2 separate regions of the Homo sapiens genome follow, and region 1 is linked to region 2. Evidence: read pairs that join two places in POLR2A ChIA-PET (ENCODE). Cell type or tissue: IMR-90. All regions are shown on one strand. Links, peaks and the distances in the headings refer to the core of each region. The heading gives the core; the rest is flanking DNA. Region 1 overlaps NDUFC2-KCTD14 (NDUFC2-KCTD14 readthrough). Region 2 overlaps RSF1 (remodeling and spacing factor 1).

The links. Peaks named below come from ENCODE experiments on the same cell type or tissue, not always from the same donor. Only the 100,000 strongest peaks of a DNase experiment are listed, where the experiment ranks them.
Region 1: POLR2A ChIA-PET joins it to region 2 with 5 read pairs; 2 of 35 experiments call an interaction of 5 or more read pairs at or near these places.

What each region holds. Positions count from the first base shown.
Region 1 is chr11:78,019,364-78,022,276 of GRCh38, forward strand. All of the region lies in intron 2 of NDUFC2-KCTD14 (NDUFC2-KCTD14 readthrough), which reads right to left. The region is part of intron 1 of KCTD14 (potassium channel tetramerization domain containing 14); the gene reads right to left. Among named protein-coding and RNA genes, the nearest start is that of KCTD14, 2.5 kb to the right of the region's middle. RefSeq lists an enhancer at 2,702-2,913. In IMR-90, for the core only: no CTCF peak of the experiment used is centred there; no DNase peak of the experiment used is centred there.
Region 2 is chr11:77,677,596-77,680,508 of GRCh38, forward strand. RSF1 (remodeling and spacing factor 1) reads right to left here. Exons shown (of 16, transcript NM_016578.4): 12 at 491-558. Among named protein-coding and RNA genes, the nearest start is that of CLNS1A, 41 kb to the left of the region's middle. In IMR-90, for the core only: no CTCF peak of the experiment used is centred there; no DNase peak of the experiment used is centred there.

The DNA.
Region 1 (2,913 bases), core at 169-2,668, 340 kb after region 2:
CTGGGTGTGCAGTGGCATGATCATAACTCACTGCAGCCTTGAACTTGGGCTCAAGTCATCCTCCTGCCTCAGCCTCCCAAGTAGATGGGACTACAGGACATTCAACACTGCATCTGGTTATGTAAAAAAATTTTTTTAGAGACGGGTCTTACTATGTTGCCCAGGCTGGTCTTGAACTCCTGGCTTCAAGGCTTCCTCCTGCCTGAGCCTCCCAAGCAGGTGGGATTACAGATGCAAGCCACCACGCCCAGCAAAAATGAAATTTGTTTGATGAATGTTTTTCAAAATATAGGCCCATGAGACTTAAATAATAACGGGAACATTCTTCGTAATGAAAAGGCCGGTAACTCTACATATTGTGGGTGTAAAACTGCTTCACAAACTGCGAAGTGCAGTGCAAATGCAAGTTAAGTTTGGTTGTTCAACAAAACTTTTAGAGGCCACCTCTCTGTGCCAGACCCTGGGCTGAGCACTAAGACTGGTTATTAAGTGATGATGTCAGAATCTGAACTCAGGTCCGTTTTACTCCAAGCTTGAGCTCTTAGTCATTACATAAATTACCTTCAGTCTTCCAATACCTTCACTCTTCATTCCCTTAGTGACTCATTCATTCAACAAAATGTATGTTGGGCCTATTACATGCAAACCTTGTGCCAAACAGAAGAACAGGACACAGTCCCTGCTTTCAAGGAACTCACAGTGGAGACAGCGAAATAGACGGCTTAAGCATGTAGGTGCTGAGAGGGAAGACTGAAAGGTAGGAGGGGTCAGGTCTTTTTGTGGATGTGGGTTGGAGGCTGTCAGAGAAGGTTTCCTAAGGGATGTGATGGCCGCTGCTGCTGAGGAATAGATGCATAGTGTTAGAGGAAAGATTTAACCACAAGAGTGGGGATGGGGACAGGGCTCAGGAATGTCCCTCAGTCTGATTTAGGTGTGTCCTCATTCTCAACTGGTCTGTGGGCTCTCCTAAGATTAAAGTACTGGAGTTAATAGAGCCAAAGTCAACCGAACTGCTGGAGAAATCTGATTGCCATGACAACATCTCCTACCAGGGGACAGTTCTGCTGACTGGAAGGGAGAAGGCAGAGGAGAGGACGCATCTTGACAGCAGCCAAACAATAGAGCTGAGAAAAATAAGCCCAGAACCTCTGATTCTTTCTCCCATAAACCTCAAGGCCCCTTGGCAGGGCTGTTTGGTTAACCCTGAAGTCACCTCTGTAAAGCTCGCAGTTAAATGCAAAGCTGCAGAGTTTAACCCTTGAATGGACCAATATGTTCTCATTACTCCTACACCACTGAAAGCTCTCAGGTCCTCCTAATGTCCCCATGTTACAGGCAAGGAAAGCTCAGACAGAAGTCACACAGCTAGGATGTGATGAAGTTGGAGCTGAGATGATACCTGTATTAGCATGACTCCAACACAGTAAGGGTGCCTCACCGCCATCCTTCCCAACATCCTGCCCCCCTACTGCCAATACTTTGATATGTGCCCAGGGCCCTTTGCTTTCCGTCTCTGGAACTAAGCTTAGTCATCTGTGAAATAGGGAGGCAAAATGGACCAAAAGAATGCTAAGCTTCCCCAGCTCTGAAAGTCTAACAGATCCAATCACATCAAATATCCTTTCTGAAGCTAATTTCCAGATGCTTCAAAAAAACAGGCTGGGTGCAGTGGCTTACGCCTGTAATCCCAGCACTTTGGGAGGCCAAGGTGGGAGGATCACTTGAGGCCAGGAGTTCAAGACTAGCCTGGACAACATGGCAAAACCCTATCTCTACTAAAAATACAAAAAATTAGCTGGGCCCTGGTGGTGCATGCCTGTAATCCCAGCTACTTGGGAGGCTGAGAATTGCTTGAACCCGGAAGGCAGAGGTTGCAGTGAGCCAAGATTGCACTACTGCACTCCAGCCTAGGTGACAGAGGGAGACCCTGTCTCAAAAAAAAAAAAAAAAAAAAAAAAAAAAAAAAGTTTCCTGCACTGACATCTTCAGCTCCATTTCTTTATCAAACAAGACCTCAGCCGTGTTCCTAAGCTTCTTTTTGTTTTTTGTTTTTGTTTGCTTGTTTTTTGTTTTGAGACAAGGTCTCACTCTGTTGCCCAGGCTGGAGTGCAGTGGTACAATCTCGGCTCACTGCAACCCCCACCTCTTAGGCTCAAGCGATTCTCCTGCCTCAGCCTCCAGAGTGGCTGGGACTACAGGTGTGTGCCACCATGTCCAGCTAATTTCTCTATTTTTTATACAGACAGGGTTTTGCCATGTTGGCCAGGCTGGCCTCGAACGCCTGAGGTAGGTGGTCCACCCACCTCTGCCTCCCAAAGTGCTGGAACTACAGGCATGAGCTACCACGCCTGGCTGAGAGTACGTTTTCTGAAGTACAAATCTGATCCTGTCACTCCCTGCATTAAACACTTGAGTAACTTTTCATTCCCTTCCAGATAAACAGCAGACTCCATAACAAGGTTTAGAGGCCCTTTGCAACTAGGCTGCTACTTCACCCCTCGCAATCAACTACCAGAACTGCCTGCTGCTCCCCACTCCTCCAATCCAGAGCTGGGCAAGCCCCCTCACCTCCAGAAGCTCACTCACTTGGCCATCCGCACTCCTTTCTCTGACCCCACTCATCCTTCAGATGAATTCCTCTGGGAGTCCTTCGGGGTGGGTTGTCTCACTGTGATCCCAGAAAGTCCTACACTACTATACTTCCACTGGCCTGGCAGTTCTTCCCTTGCAATTCCCTGTTTCTTCATTGACTGTGAGGTTCCTGGCCAAGTGCTGTGTTTCATGCCTGTAATCCCAGCACTTTGGGAGGCTGAGGTAGGAGGATTGCCTGAGCCTAAGAGTTTGAGACCAGCCTGGGTCTCACCAACATGGCGAGACCCCATCTCTATTTTAACAAACAAACAAACAAACAAA
Region 2 (2,913 bases), core at 205-2,704:
CCATATTGGAGCATTGGCTAATAGTGCTTTAATTAAATTACCTTCAAGTTCTTCTATTTTAATGCCACTTACTAAAGACTATGAAATTAAGAAACCAATTTTTAATAGGTTAACTTAAAAATTTTTGGTTTAAATTATTTTGGTTCTGATTATCCATAATTTTTGAGACTTTGTAGTCTCAAAGACAACTGAAAAGTTTCCTCAGTTTTCTATATGGAATCAGAAGTAAATTTTTTAACCTATGAAGGAACATCAATGTTTTATATCAGCTTGTAAAACAAAACTGCTTTAAAAGTAGTTAGTAAGATCTGAGTCTATACACTGACATTGTATCCACAAATTACTCTAAATCTGAGACAACTAACATCAGTACTAATCATGATACATAACGGGAAAGAGAATAAAAACATATGCTCACTGCCCTAATTTGGGCACCTGAATGAACTTCTTGGCAGAGTTCTATGAAGAAGAGAGAACGACAAACACATACCTCCTCCATCGGCTTCTTTGATGTCATCTTCAATAGCTTCATCAATTGCTTCATCAAACTCATCAAATCTAAAATATACACAATGATCACATTATAGCCTGTCCTGGCTTTTTTTTTTTTTTTTTTAATTATTTTTATTTATTTATTTTTGAGACGGAGTCTCTCTTTGTTGCCAGGCTGGAGTGCAGTGGCGCCATCTCGGCTCACTGCAACCTCTGCCTCCCGGGTTCAAGGGATTCTCCAGCCTCAGCCTCCCGAGTAGCTGGGACTACAGACGCGTGCCACCAAACCCAGCTAATTTTTGTACTTTTAGTAGAGACAGGGTTTCATCATGTTGGCCAGAATGGTCTCGATCTCGACCTCGTGATCTGCCCGCCTCAGTCTCCCAAAGTGCTGGGATTACAGGCGTGAGCCACCGCACCCAGCTGTCCTTTTATTTTTAAAGATTACCTTTAGCAGATGTCTGTTACTGTCTGATTGTTTATGTCCCCTCAAAATCCCCATGTTGAAATATTAAATCTCAAGGTGATGGTATTAGGAGGTGGGGTCTTTGGCAGAGCCCTCATGTATAAGATTAGTGCCCATATAAAAGAAGCCAGAGAGAGACCCTTTGTTTCTTCCACCATATGGGGTTACAGTGAGAAGATGGCCATCTATGAAGGAGCAGGCCTTCACTAGGCATCGGGTCTACCCTAAAAACTCCCCTCATCCCTTCCGTGATTAAGAACACCCTAGAAGGTGCCATCTATGAACCAGAAAGCAGGCCCTCACCAGACAGCATACCTGCCAGTATCTTGACCTTGGACCTCCTAGTTTCTAGAACCGCAAGAAATAAATTTCTGTTGATTATAGGCTATCCAGTTTACGGTTACTTTCTGATAGCAGCCAAATTAGACTGAGGCAATGTCAGCAAAAATTTTTATAAAGGGCCAGATGGTAAATATTTTAGGCTTTTCAGACAATGCAGTCTCTGTTGTAACTACTCAACTCTGCTATTGTAGTGCAAAGCAGCTACGGACAACATGTAAGTAAATGATACAGACGTGTTTCAATAAAACTTTATGAGCATTAAAATTTGAATTATAGGTAATTTCCATATAATTTTCACAGGATATCATTTTTCTTTTGATCCTTTTCTTCAAACATTTATAAAAACCACTTTGAGGTCACGTTGTACAAAAACTAGAAGTGAGCTGAATTTGGCCCACAGGCCATAATTTGCCAACTCCTAATTATACAAATCACATGGCAAAGTAAGTAAAACAAAATTACAGTTCCATAAATACTATTAAGTCCTAATAATATGTCTGGGCACAGTGGCTTACATCTGTAATCTCAGCACTTTGGGAGGCCAAGGCAGGCAGATCACTTGAGCCCAGGAGTTCAAGACCAGCTTGGGCAACATGGTGAACCCCTGTCTCTATAAAGAATACAAAAAATTAGCTGGGTGTGTGGTGCGTGCCTGTAGTTCCAGCTACTTGGGGGGCCGAGACAAGAGGATTGCTTGAGCCCAAGAGGCAGAGGATGAAGTAAGCCGAGAATGCACCACTGCACTCCAGCCTGGGGGACAGAGCGAGACCCTGTCTCAAAAAAAAAAAAAAGAAAAGAAAAAGAGTCCCAATAATAGGGCTATATTATTACTGCTATTGAAAATTATATTATAACTGAAATTCATACACAAATGGTTAAAATTTTAGAACTAGGTAAAAGTATTTCTTGAAGCTGTTTACCTTGACTTAAAGAAAAGGATCAAGACTAAAGGATTCCTAAGATTTCTTCACATATAAAATGCCTTTTACTTCAGGGCTCAGCCAAAAGGATGAAGTAACTTGTTTAAATCTACGCTAAAAATGGTAATTACTAGCCTGTGTGGCTATTTATATTTAAATTCATTAAAATTTAAAATTCTGTTCCTCACTAGACATAATTCAAGTATTCAATAGTCACATATGGCTATGGCCACCATATCAGACATCAAAGAAATAGATTCTATTTCCATCACCAGAGTATATTATATTGAAGAGGGTGGGATTACGGGCACACAATGGATTAACAACAGCATCAAAACTAAAAGCTAGGGCTGGGTGCAGTGGCTCAGCACTCTTGGGAGGCTGAGGCAGGAGTATAACTTGAGCCCAGGAGGTTGAGACCAATCTGGGCTATATGGTGAGACCCTGTATCTACAAAAATAAAAAATTAAAAAAATTAGCCAGGTGTGGTGATGTGTGCCTGTAGTCCTAGCACTCTGGGAAGCTGAGGCAATAGGACTGCTTGTGGATAGGAGTTCGAGGCCGCAGTGAGCTGTGATCATGCCACTGCACTCCAGCCTGTGTGACAGAGTGAAATCCTGTCTCAAAAAAAGAAAAAAGACTAAAAGCTGGAGGCTGGAAGTGGCTGTATACACCCATAGTCCCAACTATTTG